Regions from separate parts of the Homo sapiens genome. Here region 1 is linked to region 2. A link is an interaction called in ENCODE POLR2A ChIA-PET data of the cell type or tissue named here. Cell type or tissue: HepG2. All regions are shown on one strand. Links, peaks and the distances in the headings refer to the core of each region. The heading gives the core; the rest is flanking DNA. Region 1 overlaps ETS2 (ETS proto-oncogene 2, transcription factor). Region 2 has its middle 12 kb from the start of LINC01700.

Region 1 (9,800 bases), core at 3,565-8,564, 140 kb after region 2:
AATTTATTGAGAGTTTTTAGCATGAAGGGTTGTTGAATTTTGTCAAAGGCCTTTTCTGCATCTATTGAGATAATCATGTGGTTTTTGTCTTTGGCTCTGTTTATATGCTGGATTACATTTATTGATTTGCGTATATTGAACCAGCCTTGCATCCCAGGGATGAAGCCCACTTGATCATGGTGGATAAGGTTTTTGATGTGCTGCTGGATTTGGTTTGCCAGTATTTTACTGAGGATTTTTGCATCAATGTTCATCAAGGATATTGGTCTAAAATTCTCTTTTTTACGGCTACCTGATCTTTGACAAACCTGAGAAAAACAAGCAATGGGGAAAGGATTCCCTATTTAATAAATAGTGCTGGGAAAACTGGCTAGCCATATGTAGAAAGCTGAAACTGGATCCCTTCCTTACACCTTATACAAAAATCAATTCAAGATGGATTAGACTTAAACGTTAGACCTAAAACCATAAAAACCCTAGAAGAAAACCTAGGCATTACCATTCAGGACATAGGCATGGGCAAGGACTTCATGTCTAAAACACCAAAAGCAATGGCAACAGAAGACAAAATTGACAAATGGGATCTAATTAAACTAAAGAGCTTCTGCACAGCAAAAGAAACTACCATCAGAGTGAACAGGCAACCTACAGAATGGGAGAAAATTTTCGCAACCTACTCATCTGACAAAGGGCTAATATCCAGAATCTACAATGAACTCAAACAAATTTACAAGAAAAAAACAAACAACCCCATCAAAAAGTGGGCGAAGGACATGAACAGACACTTCTCAAAAGAAGACATTTATGCAGCCAAAAAACACATGAAAAAATGCTCACCATCACTGGCCATCAGAGAAATGCAAATCAAAACCACAATGAGATACCATCTCACACCAGTTAGAATGGCCATCATTAAAAAGTCAGGAAACAACAGGTGCTGGAGAGGATGTGGAGAAATAGGAACACTTTTACACTGTTGGTGGGACTGTAAACTAGTTCAACCATTGTGGAAGTCAGTGTGGCGATTCCTCAGGGATCTAGAACTAGAAATACCATTTGACCCAGCCATCCCATTACTGGGTATATACCCAAAGGACTCTAAATCATGCTGCTATAAAGACACATGCACATGTATGTTTATTGCGGCATTATTCACAATAGCAAAGACTTGGAACCAACCCAAATGTCCAACAATGATAGACTGGATTAAGAAAATGTGGCACATATACACCATGGAATACTATGCAGCCATAAAAAATGATGAGTTCATGTCCTTTGTAGGGACATGGATGAAATTGGAAATCATCATTCTCAGTAAACTATCACAAGAACAAAAAACCAAACACCGCATATTCTCACTCACAGGTGGGAATTGAACCAATGAGAACACATGGACACAGGAAGGGGAACATCACACTCCGGGGACTGTTGTGGGGTGGGGGGAGGGGGGAGGAATAGCATTGGGAGATATACCTAATGCTAGATGACGAGTTAGTGGGTGCAGCACACCAGCATGGCACATGTATACGTATGTAACTAACCTGCACAATGTGCACATGTACCCTAAAACTTAAAGTATAATAAATAAATAAATAAATAAACAAATAAATAAATAAAGCTGGTTGAGTGATGTTGGGGAGAGCCAGGACATGGGGGAGAGCCAGGATGTGGGGCAGAACTGACGGAAATGTAATTCTGCTTCTTCCCCGCCATGGAAAAGGCGGGCAGGCAGGCCCCATGACTTCATCTCTGCACAATCCCAGTTTTGAAGATGTTCCGAAAAATGATTTCTCTAAATACTTATTTCCCTTCCCTTTCCTCTTTTCTTCTAAGTTTCAGAAAAACTGTGGCAAGACCAGGTGCAGTGGCTCATGCCTATAATCCCAGCACTTTAAGAGGCCAAAGCAGAAGGATCCCTTGATTTTAGGAGTTTAAAACCAGCCTAGACAACATAGGGAGACCCCATCTCTACAAGAAATTTAAAAATCAGATGGGTCTGGTGGTGCATGCCTGTAGTCCCAGCTACTCAGGAGGCTGAGATGGGTGGATCACTTGAGTCCAGGAGGTTGAGGTTACAGTGGGCTGTGATCATGCCACTAAACTCCAGCCTTGGCAACAAAGCAAGACCCTGTCTCAAAAAAAAGTGGCAAAATATACATTTTTTGTTTCCTGAAACAGATTTGGAATTGGACTGGAGCATGGAAAAGAACAAAGATAGAAGGATGGCAGGAAAAGGGCTTTGAGAGTATCCATTTCACCCTGTGTGAAGGAACTTTTCTTTATCATGCAGACTAGACAATTCTTCTTGATTTAAACAAGAAATGCTTCCTCCTTACCTGGCTATGAAAAGGTCAGAAGACTGGAAGCACGGACACTGGATTTGGGAGGCCAAAGGCTAATTTTCCCTACCTTCGCTTTGTCCTCCAGAGATCCACCACTTTTGCTCTGAGTGAGCCTCTCTTCTTTCTAGAACGATTGTCAAAATGTGCCCCACAGACTCTGAGGTCTCCGAGACCCTTTCAGAAGGATCCTCAAGGTTAAGACTATTTTTACAAGGATACAAATCCACGCTTGACTTTTTGACCTTTGCTATGATGGTATAAAAGCACAGGTGGTTTTGCACTATGGTGCTGAACCAGAATCACGTGAACCGGAACAGTTGGCAGTCACTGTGTCACTGCACTCTCCACCACCACCATGCACTTGCAGAAAAAAAGAAAAGAAAAAATAAGAGTTTCACTCAAGAATTTTTTTTTTTTTAAGACAGAGTCTCGCTCTGTCACCCGGGCTGGCTGCAACCTCCACCTCCCAGGTCCAAGTGATTCTCCAACCTCAGCCTCCAAAGTAGCTGGGACTACAGGCATGTGTCACCGCATCTGGCTGATTTTTGTATTTTTAGTAGAGATGTGGTTTTGTCACGTTGGCTAGGCTGGTCTCGAACTCCTGGCCTCAGGTGATCCGCCCACCCCAGCCTCCCCAGGTGTTGGGATTACAGGTGTGAGCCACCACACCTGGCCTCAAGAATGCTCTTGATGAAGCAGTAAAAACTTATTTTTTACTAATGGAAAACACATCTTTTTAATTTCTGTGTAATAAAATGGAAAGTACACTTAAAGAACTGGTCTGCACACATACTGAAATATGGTGATTGTTGTAAGGAGATGCAATTGTGTATTTGAGTTGCAAGCTAAACTGTCCACTCTATTCATGAATATCACTTTTATCTGAGAGAATAACTGGCAAATTATTCTGATTTGGGTATTTGGCTGGTCCTTCCTCAAAAACTAAATAAAGTGAGCCTGTCGCTTCCCCCCCAAAATGGTGGGAAGAGACACGTAGCTCTTGGGAGAACGCAGTGAGCTGGCTCTAGCACACCAATGAATATAAGCTTTTTGGCGTACTCACTAATTTTGAAGCATGTAAAAAGAACAAATTTGAAAACAGGTGTCCTAAGACCACCATCACCTTAACAACGTCAGAGTCCACTGAGGGGACAGAGTGTTGTGGCCTCAGTTCCAAAAGTACTTAAACCTCAAATTCTAATGTAGTTAGTATAAACATCCGAGAATCTCTCCTCAAATACTTAGGGGTATTTGTTGCTGATTATAAAATTTGAGGTTTCAAGTGAAAATTTGAATTTTAAAAAGTGTGTATCCACCACTGTGAGTTTGATAGTTTCCCAGTAATTTTCTGATGTGATTTGTGGTGATATTAAGTAATGTAATTGTTGAATATTATATTTTGAAATGTGTTAACATTTTGAAGCAATATTTTCCAAGTGACCAATGCAGGATGTTACAAAATCACACACGGCTAAAAGATCTGTTCAAAGTGCAACGTAGGCCAATGGAATTTAATGTAACCTTAGGAAAGTTTATTAATATGGTTTCATACCTGAATTGCAACTAAGGAATTATACTTTGTTAAGTTTTGGCATAGTAAAGAAAGAATATCTACAATTATCTGAAATAGTCTTAAATGCTCCTCCTTGTTTCTGTTACATATCTGTTAGGCCGGATTTTCTTCACATACTCTATCAAAATATATGCAAACAGATTGAATGCAGAAACAGAAGAATCCAGCTCTAATACTAAACCAGACATTAAAGAGATTTGCAAATGTGAAACAATGCCATGCTAACTTTTTAAAAAATAATTACTTTTTGCAAGAAAAAAATGCTGTTAATGCCAATAAGTAAAATTATTTTTAAATGAATTCTTTTAAAATTTACTTTAATTTCTAATATGGAAATTATTGATAGATATAACCAGTAGAGTGTTGGTAAATGTTTAACAATCAGCACTCTGGGGGAGAGAAGGCCCTGATTTGTAGTGTCTGCTGATTCCCATGGTGTAAATACTCTCATCACGCCCCATCTCAAGCTACCATTACTGATGCGATGATGGGAAGGGACATGTAGCTCTCGGGAGAACACAGTGAGCTGGCTCTAGCGCACCAATGAATATAAGCTTTTTGGCATACTCACTAATTTTGGAGCATGTAAAGAGAACAAATTTGAAAACAGGTGTCCTAAGACCACCATCACCTTACCAATGTCAGACTCCACTGAGGGGACAGAGTGTTGTGGCCTCAGTTCCAAAAGTACTTAAACCTCAAATTCTAATGTACTTAATATAAACATTCCAGAATCTCTCCTCTGTTATCTCTGCCAAGCTTCTGGCAAAGAAAGACATTTGAATCTTTCTATTATAACACTTTCTTAAAAGAATTTTTTGTTTTGAAAGAGAGCACTTTTTGGGAATTCTTTTAGGAAGGGCTCAAAGTTGATTCCAATTTGGGTTGTGGTTTCTAAGTGACTTGTGTATAAACCAGTTAAACAGAGACTTGCCGCTTGATGATGGAATGTTTTGAGTAGAGAATGGATCTGGGGTTAACATCCTTCCTCCAACTCCTTCATGCTGGGTGTGGAGAGGAAGAACGAGGACTATCACAAAGAATTTATATAAACAAAATACTTTATTATTGAGAGAGTAAAGGCCCAATTACAAAATTTTTATACTTAAGATCTGTTTATTACCATGCCAATGGTTTATAAGGACTGTAGTTTCCATAACTGTTAGGCTGAACCCCATGAAACTCCTTCTTTGTAGATAAAAGCCAGCCTAATATTGGCAATTTCACGTGGTTCAACCTCACATACAATGAGCCACTGCCTAGGATTCTTTTGGCAGCAAGATGTTCCCAGTCACATGTCTGTTTATATTATAAACAGATGTCCAAGTGATAAATACATCCCTCTTGAGAAAAACATCCTGTGCTTATGTATACTGGGAATGGTCTTTTGTGGGTATTGAGGCAGCGCAGCTCTGGCTTTGCTCTTCCCAGCTTGCCCGGCCACCCGATTCCTCAGTTTCATCACAGGAGGATTCTTTACAGATGTCAGCCACCCGTCCAAGGCCACGCAGCTAGTAAACAGACAAGCCTGTCGGACTTTGAAACCAACTTGACCGGGTCATTTATAAAGGCCGGGAATACACATGACTCAGGTGCTCTTTTGAAACGACTACAAAAGTCTCCATTTTGATCAAAACGTTTTCTCCGAATGAATGGCTCCGATGCTTTCTCTTTCCCATCTTAAGTCCCCGCTCTGTGCCTCAGAATAGTCTGTGTCCAAGAAAATAAGAATCACGTCATCTTGCTGTGGACACTGAGCAAAAAGGAGCAGCATGCTATTAAGATGGTTGAGACACACGAGTGAACAAAGATGGGACAAACTGTGCTTCGTTCAAGAGGTTTCATCAAGACCCCTACCGCCCCCCGTCCTTCAGCTCTGTACAGTAACTTTAACTTTACATAGAGCTGAGATAAAAATAAAGCTTTCTTACAAATTACATTTTTTTTCCAGTGAATTACTTTTGCAGTAAAAATAGCTGCTACATAAATCCCTCCTGATCTCTGAAAAGGAGTTGCATATTTCCAAAAATAATATTCTTATTTTAATCACACAGAAGAACGTGGAGCACAGGAAGGAAATGGCTGGGTGGTCAGAGAGAGGTGAGCTGTCGGAGAAACACAGTTAAACTAAAAAATAAAATCCATTTTGTGTATAAACTGACTTAAACGCATGCAAAGAAGTGGAAAACATATGCCATTTGTCAAGAAAAATACTGCTTTATAGCTTTTACTTTACAATTAAAGGAGAAAGCAGAGGCCAGATATAAGCCCAGATAATAACATTTAAGTTTCTCATAAAAACTCCCAAATGTACAAAGTCCTTGCCAGACAACCAAGGCAAGAAAACCCCCCAAAAACAAACAAACAAACAAACAAAAAAACACAAAAAGCAGGGATTACCCCCCACAGGCCTTATCCCTGTAAGTCTATTAAATGTAAATAATACATACTTTACAACTTCTCTTAGTCGGCCCTTGGCAGATTAAATCTTTGCAAAATTCCATATGTGCTATTGAAAAATGAAATAAAACCTCAGATGTCTGAATTCTTATTTCAAATACAGTTATATAATTATTTTAAATTACAATATACAATTTCTGTTAAATACAACTGTTAAGGGATTCTGAGAACAATTATAAGATTATAATAATATATACAAACTAACTTCTGAAATGACATGGTTGTTTCCTTCCCACCCTCCTACCCTCTCAAAGAGTTTTTGCATTTGCTGTTCCTGGTTGCAAAAGGCAAAAGAAAATCTAAAAATAGTCTGTGTGTGTCCACGACATGCTCGCTCCTTTGAGAATCTCAAACAGCCAGAACCATCCCGTCCCACGGACTGCCAGGCGCCAGGACGGCTTCCTGGTGCCTCTTTCTCGACCATTTTCACTTAAAAGCACTGTGAGTAGAATTAGCTGTGCCGTTGCTGCCACAAGGGAGGCAGCCTGGTCAAGAGGCGTGGTTTGGGATGCAATAAGGCCACTGCTTCTTGGCCACTTTCCTGGACATTTTCAATCCTGCCTTTCCTGGGTCCTCGGAGCAGCTGGTCAGGATGGGCTTCCCACTCAGTCCACGAGCCTGGGGCCGGCTCAGGGTGGTCCCGGCGACCTCAGTCCTCCGTGTCGGGCTGGACGCCCAGGATGGCGTGCAGTTCCTCGGGCGTGAACCCCAGCAAGTTCTGGAGGTCGCACACGAAGCGGTACACGTAGCGCTTCCCCGACGTCTTGTGGATGATGTTCTTGTCGTAATAGTAGCGTAAGCCCCGGCTCAGCTTCTCGTAGTTCATCTTGGGCTTATTTTTCCTCTTTCCCCACCGGCGGGCCACCTTTGGTGAACATGGATGGAAAAGAGTTAAACTCAATTTGTCAATGAAGAAAAAGTGAATGACATTCCTCCCTGATTATGATTCTGAGGCATGTTCACTCTAGAGAGAACTTGACACCTACACAAGGTCCGCAGGAGGACCTTTTGAGTACCTCTGAGTACCTTTGAGTACCTATGGTAGGGGCACTGTGTCCCCAAGGGGCAGAACCACTGGGGAATGAGGTCCCTGCTCCCTGGCCCCAGCTCAGTGAAACCTCCTGGGAGCCAAGGGTTCAGAGCCAGGAGGGTCCTGAGACCAGGGAAAGGTGGTGTCACCCACCCTCCAGGCTGGATATTCCAACTACTGAAGTTAACAGGTGCCGAGTGGGATTCTGAGCTGTGTGATATACTCATTCCTCAATGCTTGTCTCCCAAGGGAACTGGAGGCGGGGTGGGAATGGTGACAGATTACGCTCCCCAGTGCCAGAGACCAAGGGCTTCTCTCTAACGCTTTTCTGGCGGGGTTGGTATCCCACCTGCCCTTGGCCTTCTCCTTTAGACAGGGCTCCTGGTTCTAACTCTGCAGGGCTGGGGTCAACACTGCTGGGCTCAGCTAAGGAGTGGACAGAAGGCTGGCTCGGGGCCACATGAGGCTTGTTCCCCCGATGGACAAGGGCAGCCTTCCTAAGGCATTTTCAGATGGTCAGCAGAGAACCTCAGTTTGCAGCTTGGGCCTCTTGATCAGACAACTGATCAAGACAGTGAAATCTGTGCAACGCCCTTGTATGAAGCATACCCAGAAAACACTGTACACGTTTATCAACAAAGCAATGACTCCACTTCCATTTTCCCAACAGCCAAGGATGCCTCACGTGGAAAGATTCTCAGCAGTACTGGTGAACCCTTTTTTGTGCCCAAAGAACTGAGTTTTTGAATGCAAGCAGGAAATCAGGTTTTCAAGCCCAGAGATTTCCCAGGGCTCTGGCCATACCTCATCGGGGTCGGCGAGCTTAAACTCCCATCCGTCTCCAGTCCAGCTGATGAATGACTGGCAGGATTTGTCTGATAGCAGCTCCAGGAGAAACTGCCACAGCTGAATAGGTCCACTTCCTGCGGGGAGAGGGAGGGAGACGGATCATACCCTTTCACAGATGTAAAATACAGCAAGTCTTTAACCATCCTAATTGTACATGCTGATTTAGGAATGCAGACCCAACTCTCTGAATGGGGTTCCGATGTTACACTCAGGGTGGCACTCAAGGTGTTGGTGACAGTACTAAGTGCTTTAACGGGATGGGGCGGGGCACCAAATGTGAGTTCCTGCTCCACACTGCCTACTCCTAGAAAATAAGGTCACTAGGCGAGACACTCTTCCCCTTGATTGCTAGGTTTGTTCTTTCTGGAAGAAAGTTTAGGGCCACCAACTCTTGGCATTAAAATTCCCCATCTGGTTTAATTGTTCCTTATGTAAAAACCTTCAAGGTTTTTTTCTAGAAACACCCAGTGGGGCAGAGATGGGGGTGGCTGAGGGGGTGTTTCATCACAGAATGAGGCGTGTCATACGTGGGATCCCATGCCACCTTCCTGCCAAATGACCATGTGTAAATTGCTTAATGTGAGCCCGGTTTACTCAATAGCCACGCGGGGTCACACCCGTTGCCTCACAGCCTCTGTCTGGTGAAGCATGCTTTGCCAAGAGCTTCTCGTCCACCTGTCCTCGATTGACATTTAGAACTACCACCTTGCAAAGCAGGTGTCAGTGTGGTTCTGTTCTAAAGAGGAGGGATAAGATGCGGCTCAGAGGCCAGGTGCCTTGTCCTGGATCACACGCCCATCACAGCAAACAGGAGAAGAGCCTAGATCTTCCGACCCTAAGCCCAACCTCTTTCTACCAAATAGCTCTTCCTCAGAAACGCAATGGCCGTTATCAATAAAGCTTTGCTGTAAAGCACGGGACAGGCATTCTAGAACCAGAGCTGTGTGAGCACCGATAGCTGTCTGCCTGTGAGCCAATTTCCCCATCTGTAAAATGGCCTCATACCACCCCCATGCCAGGCTGTCCTACAGACTGTATGCCTACTTAACTACAGAGTTGGCAGTCAATAAACAGAAACTTATGTTACTATTAAAATGAACCACACTAACGTTATGGCTGTTTATTCTTCTCAGGCCCTAAACTCCCAATAATGAAACCGATAATGGCTTTCACACACTCTTTCCGTGTATTTTAATACGTTTACGTGGCTGATTGTTCTTAGATGACAGAAAAAGAATGAATGCCTCAGTATCCTTATTTTAAACTTATCAGATTTTTTTAAGTTAGGTAATTTCAATCCACAGTGGCTCCATATGGTTAAAAAAACAAAAACAAAAACGCATTTAAGGATACACGAAGCAGTGAAAACAAAGCCCCAGTATTTTCGCTAAAGTACTGGAAATACCTGTTTCTAAAAACAGCTTTATATTTGTCCACTGCCTAGAATAGCTCTCACCCAAACCTCAAAAATAAGAGCAGATAGATTTTAGAAGCAAGAAAAGGTAAACAGTGCCCATATTATTTGAGACTGGCTCTGCTGCCCCTC
Region 2 (9,800 bases), core at 2,052-7,051:
AAAGGGGGCTTGACCAAGGTCACAGCATGACAAAAGCAATGACTTCTTATTGTTTTAGCAGACAGATGTGAGAACACATCATCCTTCCTTCTTCCTTCCTTCCTTCCTTCAATCACTTAGCGCTTACCGACAGGCTATGCTGATGTAAGCTGCTCACTCTCTTAGCAGCCGTGATGAGAACTGCCCATCAATAAAGGCAATATTAGGAAGATGGTGGCTGGGCCCATAAGGGGGTATAGATGGGTGCTGTGGGGAGATTAGAGGGCTCCGTGGGAAGAGAGGGCAGGTGGGCCTTGGGTAGGGCCATCAAGGGTAGGCCTTGCAGGAAGGCCGGTTCTCTCTTCTTGGAGGGGATGTTGGTTTTGCCTTCCCAAACCTCTTGCCCTCCTTTCTGATGTCAGACCTTGCCACCCCTGACCACGGGGGTAGGTGGCATAAGCCAGTTGGCCATTGTTAGTGACGTGGATTCAGGCACAGCGACATCACCAGACACAAAGGAAAGCAATCAGCCATGATGCTTGCGATTTCTCCTCTCAGATTCTCTCTGATTCAACCTTCTGCACTGACATTACAACACAGGATTAAATAGACCCCTCATCTTTGAAGTGGGAGCTTTTCAAATCCAGCCCACAAACACTTCTGCATGCCCACCACCCTGCATAAGGCAGTGGGCTGGGTCCCTATGCATGAGGTTTTGGTCATCCACAAAAAAGTGAAGGGGGTGCTTGACACCGCTATCACTTCCATTAGACATAAGAGTTCAGTTTCTATTAGAAGAAAGTTAGAGTCAAAACAAACATGCCCTTGCAAAGGTGTAAGCCCAGACCCTGACACACAGAATGTCCTCAAAGGGTGATGAATGTCAGCACTTCGAGGTGGACCCACAGTGTGGGCATCACAGGGTGGGGCTGGGTGGGGGCCTCAGGTGGAGAGACTGCATGGTGAGCCCAGAAAGCAGCTTTGGGTTCGGTGCGCACACGAGCCCATGTAGCAGGTGCAGGAGGCTTCGCTCCATTTATAAGTAAGGACACTCCTTGGGCAGGACAGAATCTTTGAGATTTAGCACAGTTTCTTCATTTCTGTTTGCAGACAGGCCTGGGCTGATCTGGATTTTGCTTTACCTGATCCGGGAAAAGACGGTGGCAAAATTGTTGAGACAAATGAATCAGAAATTGGCAGAATAGATGACACAAAAATCCAAGATCAAAGCTCCGATGCTATCACCCTCTGGATGATCCTCCAAGAGAGAGGCATGGAGGACATTACTATGCATTATTTAAGAGATACATGGTTCTGAAATTGACATGGCCTCTTTTGTTCAAACAGAACGAACTTCTCAGAGTCCTCGTCCATCACCAGCCCTAAGTGGGAAATTCCAAGCCTGGACACAGGGTCTGTTTGTTGAATGCTGTGTTCAGGCTTTGTCTTGCCATCCCTGTCTGCATGAATGGAGGTCAAGGCTGATCCCGTATGAAGCCCGCTCTGTGAAGACATCCAGGAGAGCCTTACCTGGTCTCCCAGGAAGTGACAGGAGTTTAGAATGGAGGATAAGTTGCTAGTGTGCTTCCTTTTTGGTTTTGAAAAAGGTGTGTGGCCTGTGTATTGGTCCAGAGCCTGGCCCAGGGCTGCCCAGGGTTGCCACTGTGGCTGTCTGACCTCCTATAGGCCGTGGGACTTTCCTAAACCTCAGTACAATCATCAACCAAAGGTATAGTAACTGTGGCCCTGGCCTATGTCATTGGGTTTTTACTGGAATAAAATAATGCTGGGCTTACTATTTTGTTAGATGGTTGGGGATATTTTTGTCAATAGCTCAGCTTTACTTGTTTTCTCACTAGAGTGACGTCGCGCTTGCGAATGGCCTTGGAGGTGGTATTCTCTGTAAACCAAACAGGAGCTGTAGGACTGAGCCAGTTGTATTTGCACTGTGTTCGCTCCTGGCTGCCTGCGGGTGTCTGGCTTCTGCGAGGCCTGCCCTCCTCTCCACCCAGCCTGAGGTCTGAGGCTGTTAAACCACAACAATTAGAGGGCTAGCTTTATGGGGAGGCTCAGATTGTTCACTCACTTCGCCTGGGTAATTACAGCGAAGTGAAGCTGGCGGTTGACTCTCGTAAGAGTTTGGATTTCCAGAATCAACCGTGGGACTGTCTCCCTGCAGATGTGGACCTTCCTGGAGCCCAGAGGTCCCCCAGACAACCCAGTGCCTCTCGAATGTTCTCTGCTCTGTACCTGACACCACCTCCATGTGGCTTCACGATAGTGGGCTTAAGGATGTCATGATCTGTCCAGGATTCGGAAGATATTTTGATAATCACAAAACACGAATTAGGGTGCCTACAGCTATAGTCCTCAAAGTGGCCACATCCAAGCTAAAATGCTTTCAGGGATAATGAGAACCACCTCTCCTGATTCTCAGTCTTGCTGTCTCAGGGCAGGGGAGACATTGCCATCACGATTCATATGAGATGTCTCAGGTGCCTTCATCCCTTCTCCCAGGGCAATGGTTTTCTATAGAGGCCTTGATAAGGTAACAGGATATCCTGGTTATTTAATAAATTTCATGGAACTTCCCACCACACATTCAAAAGCAAACCAAAGCCACTAAAACACGAGAAATGATGTATGCCATAGGAAAGGCGGCTGTCATGAAGTCCCAGAGAGGCGATTTCTACCAAGAAGGTAGGAAGAGCATTGGGTTTCTTATTATCAGGGGGATGAACCCCCCTTACCCTTGCCCTGTCCCTGACACCTGGGCCGTGAATGAGGTGCGGTCATGGGTGGGCTGAGTTGTAGGAAGGCAGAGAGCTGGGCGGCAGTGTAGGTTCTGAAATTTCCCAAAAGGAGAGACTCGGGGATGCAATCTGGTTGGAAGAAATGATTAAGTTTACTCAACGTGTTGGCAAATTCTTACTTAGCTTTGATAAAAGAAAATTTTCAGCTGAATTAAATTTAAAGGAGTTTAATTGAGCAATGAACGATTCGCAAATCGGGCAGCCCCCAGAGTCACAGCAGAGACTACCATGCAGCCACGTGGTGGAAGAAGATTTATAGACAAAGAAAGGGAAATGATGTACAGAAATTGGAAGTGAGGTACAGGATGGCTGGATTGGTTGCAGTATGGTGTTTGCCTTATTTGAACACAGCTTAAAGACTCAGCAGCATATGAGTGGTTGAAGTACGGCCGCTGGGCTTGGCCAAGACTCAGCTATTGTTCCGGGCGCATACTCCTAAGTTAGGTTTTCAATCTTGTCTACCTATTAAGCTAGGTTGCAGTTCATCCACAAGGACTCAAATATAGAAGTATGGAGCCCTGGCTGGGCGCAGTGGCTCACGCCTGTAATCCTAGCACTTTGGGAGGCCAAGGTGGCTGGATCACCTGAGGTCAGGAGTTCGAGACCAGCTTGGCCAACTTGTGAAACCCTATCTCTACTACAAATACAAAAATTAGCTGGGCGTGGTGGTGTGTGCCTGTAATCCCAGCTACCCGGGAGGCTGAGGCAGTGGAATCACTGGAACCTGGGAGGTGGAGGCTGCAGTGAGCCGAGATTGTGCCACTGGATTCCAGTCTGGGCAACAGGGCAAGTCTCCATCTACAAAAAAAAAAAAAAAAAAAAAAAAAAAAAAGAAGTACGGAGTCCTTCTCAGACCATATTTAGTTCACTTTAACAGCTGTTTTGTTTCAGATTAAATAAATCAGTAAGATGCTTTAATCCACATTTTCATAAGATTGAGAATATCAACTCTTTATCAAACAATGTTATTTTCATCATATCAAGGGGTGGCTTTGAGGTTGCTGATGGAAATGAAGGCGGGAACTAACATGTCTCCCAAGCTTCCTTGGCTGGATAGGGCTGGATAGCTGGAGGTAGCCTGCCACTTCTCTCCTGAAGCTGGTGAATGGCACACCTCAGACAGCTGCCCTTGTGTCTCTTAACCTGTCCCTTTGCAAGGACGCATTGTCAATCACAATCCCTTACTTCCTATGTTTTCTGACCTCCCTCCATACTCCATTAAAGGAGTCTGGATTTTTATCGAAGTTCTGTCACTTGACAGCTGTGGGTGACCTTGAACAAGTCACTGATGCTCTCTAAGCCTCGGGTTCCTTATTTATAAAATGGGAATCAGAATACTTCCTACCTCATAGGGCAATGATCAGATTAAATATGATAATATTTGGAAAGCAGTTGCCACCGTGCCTGGCATATTTAAAATATTCTCACTATTGCTGTCATCATCATCATCACAGCAGCAGTAGTAGTAGGTATTTGTATGTGTTTTTGCAGCAGAGGCTAGAGTCTTGGAGAATCTTTAATATGCTCAGAGTTATTAGAGCATTGCCATCTTTGCTGGAGAAAAGGACTTGTCTTAGCTGTGTTTTGTTATCTAGTTAAGTTCAAAAATGCCCACCTGAGATCTGCGGGGGGGGGGGGGGGGGGCAGTGCACCCTTTTAAACCCTGAGAAATGGAAATTAATTATGACAGCAAAAAGACCACCATCCTAGTCAGAATGAGCTAGGCTTATCGTGCTGTAACAAACAACCCTAAAAATCTCAGTGCCATAATATGCAACAGCTGATTTCTTGCTCACTGCAAGCCCATCATAGGTAGGCAGTGGCGGAGTCTGCGCTCTACCCCGTGCAGGGCCCCTGCCTCCGCTCTCTGGAAGTTTGCTGGTTGCCATAGGGGAGAAGAGTGAGACTGGGGAAAGGCTCAGGAGCGTTTCACTGCCTCAGCCTGGAGGCGCAGGTCAGTTCCGCTTGCATTTCATTGGCCAGTACTGGTCACATGGGCTGAGAATTACAGGTTCCTATCGCTCCAGGAAGGAGCCTGAAACTGGCCGGCTCTGAGTCAGTTCATCCCTAGCGTGTCCGTGTCCGCAAAGGGCACAGCAAAGACCTTAACGCAGCGCCAGAGGCCATGTGGCCAGGGGTTTTGTTTAGAGTAGGAGCTGACAAACATTTTCTTAAGGGGCCAGAGAGTAAATATTTTAGGCTCTGAAGGCCATGTGGTCCCTGACGCAACAACTCAGCTCTAGAAAGGAGCCTAGGCAATGTGTAAATAAATGGACCTGGCTGAGTGCCAATGAAACCTCATTTGCAGAAACAGGTGGGCCCTGCAGTCCCTGGTTTAGAGCAGCCCAGAGCATCTCTTAGAAAACCAAAATCGTATTTTTAATAAAAACATAATATTCCAAGTGATCCCCCTCAATTTGCCAGATGAATAGGGCTGCTGTGACGAGATGAGGATAATGTGAGGGGGTATTCAAATGACCACAGTTACCATCTCAGTGACAGACGTGAACCCAAAAGTATCGGGGACATGTCTCAATCTATTTAGAAAGTTTTATTTTGCCAAGGTTAAGAATGCGCCCGTGACACAGCCTCAGGAGGTCCTGAGGACATGTGCCCAAGATGGTGGGGCACAGCTTGCTTCCATACATTGCAGGGAGACATGAGACATCAATCAATATTTGCGAGATGTACGTTGGTCCTGTCTGAAAGGGTGGGACAACTCGAAGTTGGTGGCGGGGGCAGGGTGACTTCCAGGTCATAAGCACGTGTAAACATTTTCCAATTGGCAATTGGTTGAAAGAGTTACTATCAATAGAAAGGAATGTCTGAGTTACGATGAAAGGTTGTGGAGACCAAGGTTTCATCATGCAGAGGAAGCCTCGAGGTAGCAGGCTTCAGAAACAAGATATTGTACATGTTTCTTGTCAGACTGAAGGTCTGTGTTGATGTTGGGGTGATGAGGCATGTCTGACCCCCACTTCCCGTCCTGGCCTGAACTAGATTTTCAGGTTAACTCTGGAAGGCCCTTGGCCGAGAGGGGGGATCCGTTCAGATAGCTGAGGGGCATTAGAATTTTATTTTTGGTTTATACAGACAACGATGACTAGCTTCTATTCTTGCCCCATAGATTCTTAAAGTACTTCCGTTATTCCAATGCCTTTTTTTTTTTTTTTTTTTTTTTTAGAAAAAGAAGTAAACGATCTCACTGTTTTGGAACTCTGAGTTTCTAATTTGAAACAGCAGAATGGGATATTTAAGAGCAGATGAGAAAAGTTAGCAACTGCTGAGTCTTCTTTAGCATAATTCATTTAACATATAACCTAGGTAGCCCTTATTTTCACATATTTTAAGTGTTCTAGAAACGCCTTTGGAAGCTTCTTCAAGGAGAAGCCAAACTTAGAAATTCCTTTTCTCTCTCTCTTCTTCCATAAATACCCCAAAGCGGCCACTGCACCAAGCGCTGTTCTAGGCATGAGGATGTCGGAAGAGAGGCCCAGTGACAAGGTCGATGTTTCCATGGAGGTCACAATTCAGGCAATAAGTACACAAACAAACGAGTAAACGCAGCACATTTAAATACCTGTGAGTGCAATAGAAAACAGCTCAGTGAGAGTGAGGGTGGTGTAAGAGTGGATGGTGTCCGTGAGGAAAGCAGCATCTGTTTCTAAACGTGAGGCTGCCAGTGTCCACCTGCAGGAAAGGCTGTCCTTCTGGTTAAGTTGAGCAGAACAGGATTTAATGCAGGGTATTAGGTACTTTCAGAATCCCTCAGAAGGCTGGGCCTCCACAGCAGCTCCCCAAATCACACCCCGTGGGCTGCCCGGAGCTGCGCTCACTGCTGCTGTCAGGAAAATCAGGAACCAGTAGCTGGGGTAGTAGCCACTGGCTCAAGAATGTGTGACAGGGCTGGGCGCAGTGGCTCACACCTGTAATCCCAGCACTTTGGGAGGCTGAGGCGGGCAAATCACGAGGTCAAGAGATTGAGATCATCCTGGCCAACATGGTGAAACCCTGTCTCTACTAAAAATACAAAAATTAGCTGGGCGTGGTGGTGCACACCTGTAGTCCCTGCTACTCGGGAGGCTGAGGTAGGAGAATCGCTTGAACCCGGGAGGCAGAGGTTGCAGTGAGCCGAGATCATGCCGCTGCACTCCAACCTGGCGACAGAGCGAGACTCTGTCTCAAAAAAAAAGTGTGACAGGCCAGCACAGTGTCTCATGTCTGTAATCCCAGCACTTTGGGAGGCCGAGATGGGAGGATATGAGGATCACTTGAGCCCAGGAGTTTGAGACCAGCCTGGTCAACATAGTGAGACCCCATCTTTACACACACACACACACACACACACACACACACGAATGTGTTACAGGCTGGATCCAGGGGTCTGGGAGCAGCCTGCCTGTAGCCATGGGAACTGCCTCATGACACTCACAAAACAAAGCCTCTTGACACTGTTGTAGGAACCCCCAGTGCTGCCACAGCTGGGCCACCCAAGAGCACCAGCCAAGAAGCAGCAACACAGCCGCCTGCTTCCACTCACCTCCACCGTCCAAACCCTACGCAAGGGCATTGAGTTGAGTTGGGGGGCCTACTCTTCTAGAGTCCTTGCAAGGGATCAGAAAATATGATGGTAGCTTTCCCAGCATATCAGCTCCCTAGAGCTGCCATAACAGACTGGGCGGCTTAAACAACAGACATTTGTCCTGGCGCAGTGGCTCACACCTGTAATCCCAGCACTTTGGGAGGCCGAGGCGGGTGGATCACGAGGTCAAGAGATTGAGACCATCCTGGCCAATATGGTGAAACCCCCACTCTACTAAAAATACAAAAAAATTAGTTGCGTGTGGTAGCATATGCCTGTAGTCCCAGCTACTCGGAGGCTAAGGCAGGAGAATCACTTGAACCTGGGAGGCAAGAGGTTGCAGTGAGTCGAGATCGTGCCACTACACTTCAGCCTGGTGACAGAGTGAGACTCCATCATCATCATCAACAACAACAACAACAACAACAACAAAACAGACATTTTTTGTCTCATCGTTCTGGAGGCTGGAAGTACAAGACCAAAGTGTCAGCTGGGTTGGTTTTCCTGAGGCTGTGAAGGAGAATCTCTTCCAGGCCTTTTCCCAGCTTCTGCTGGGTTGCTGGCCATCTTTGGTGCTTCTTGGCTTGTAGACACATTGCTCCGATTCCTGCCTTTGTCTTCACAGGGTGTTCTCCCTGTGTGCGTGTCCATGTCTAGGTTTCCCCTTTTTATAAGCACACCAGCATGTTGAATTAAAGCCCACCCTGATGACCTCATCTCAACTAATTACATCTGCAATGACCCCATGTCCAAATACAGTTTCATTCTAAGGTACTTGAGGTTAGGACTTCGGTATGTGAAACCTGGGGGGACATGACATCCAGCTTCCTCAAGGCAGTCATAAGTTGCCTTGGAGGAGGATAGAATGGCTGGTGATCAAAGTCAACACACTCCATCCCAGGCCAAAAAGGTGAGGCCTGGAGGTGGATTCAGCAGATGGAACTGCTGGGGCCAGAGGCCTGAAGAAGACCCAGTATCATATGAAGAACTGAAGAGAAAACTCTGGGCATAGGGAGGATGAACTAAGCAGGTGAGGAGTGAGATGGGGTTGGAGAGGGAGCTAGGGCCATAGGATGAGGGCTGTGAGGCCACTTGAGCCTTGAATTTAACTCCATATGTTCTGGGAAGCCAGTGGGGGCTTCTGAGCTGGAACTGATGGGACTGGGTATACCTTCTGGGGAGGCCACAGGCTGCTGCATGGGCCAGGGGCTACAGGATGCCCAGCAGGAAGTGGGAAGGTTGTTCAGGCAGCTGCTGTAGGTGTCCCCAGGAGAGACTGTGGTGTCTTGGACCAGGGGGAGCAGTAGGGCAGAGAGAGGGGATGGATCTGGGATGTTTTGGTGACAGCTGTTTAGATTTGCAGTGGGTAAGCACACAGGCCCACATAGATATGGTCATTATTGAAGTTGGGCTGATGGCATCTGCAGACACCCTAGAGCTTTTTAGCTGGTGTTTAAATAGTGGGATGACACCCACAGTGCAGGTGGGCAGATTTCTGTCTGATTTCTAGTGACCATACTTCTCAAATCCCAGATCAGGGATCACTCTTGTGAGATGTCTCAGCTTTGTGCTCGCCAAAATGCAGTGGGAGAGGAAGTAATGTTCCCAAAAGCTGCAAATGTGTCACCTGACACAGCAGAAGGGACTTTGCAGACGTGATTGTGTGAAGGATCTTGAGGGGGGAAGATGGTCTTGGGTGATCTGGGTGGGCCCAGTGTAATCACAGGGACTTTATGAGGGGGACTTGGGTGCGTCCAAGTCAGAAAAGGTGATGTGATGATGGAAGGAGGGAGAGAAGGTGGAGAAAACTTGGGTTTTGCTGCTGCCTTTAAAGATGGACGAAGGGGCCATGAGCCAAGGAACGTGGGCAGCCTCTGGAAGCTGGAAAGGCAAAGGAACAATTCACCGTTAAAGCCTCCGGAAGGAACCAGCGCTGCCAACACCATAATTTTAGCCCAGTGAGGCTGATTTTTGAGCTTTCAGCCTCCAGAGCTGTAGGATAGTACATGTTTTTTTTGTTTTTTTTTTTTTGAGATGGAGTCTTGCTCTGTCACCCAGGCTGGAGTGCAGTGGTGCAATCTTGGCTCACTGCAACCTCCGCCTCCTGGGTTCAAGCGATTCTTCTGCCTCAGCCTCCTGAGTAACTGGGACCACAGGAGCGTGCCACCACGCCCGGCTAATTTTTGTATTTTTAATAGAGACGGGGTTTCACCATGTTGGCCAGGCTGGCCTCCAACTCCTGACCTCGTGATCCGCCTACCTTGGCCTCCCAAAGTGCTGGGATCACAGGCGTGAGCCACCACGCCCCGCCATGTGTGGTTTTAAGCTGCTAACTTGTAGTGGTTTGTAGGAAACTAATAAGGGTAGCGAAAAGGGAGATAATACAAGTCAGTTCACCAAGAAACAGTAAAATGAATCGAGAGATT

Evidence for each region. Peaks named below come from ENCODE experiments on the same cell type or tissue, not always from the same donor. Only the 100,000 strongest peaks of a DNase experiment are listed, where the experiment ranks them.
Region 1: POLR2A ChIA-PET joins it to region 2 with 5 read pairs; 3 of 35 experiments call an interaction of 5 or more read pairs at or near these places.

What each region holds. Positions count from the first base shown.
Region 1 is chr21:38,820,114-38,829,913 of GRCh38, reverse strand. ETS2 (ETS proto-oncogene 2, transcription factor) reads right to left here. Exons shown (of 10, transcript NM_005239.6): 9 at 8,210-8,328; 10 at 4,959-7,240. The coding sequence ends at 7,025. Among named protein-coding and RNA genes, the nearest start is that of ETS2, 19 kb to the right of the region's middle. RefSeq lists an enhancer at 6,976-7,513. In HepG2, for the core only: no CTCF peak of the experiment used is centred there; a DNase peak (open chromatin) is centred at 5,453.
Region 2 is chr21:38,961,223-38,971,022 of GRCh38, reverse strand. No RefSeq gene overlaps it. Among named protein-coding and RNA genes, the nearest start is that of LINC01700, 12 kb to the left of the region's middle. In HepG2, for the core only: no CTCF peak of the experiment used is centred there; DNase peaks (open chromatin) are centred at 4,822 and 5,552; H3K4me3 peaks cover 593 bases.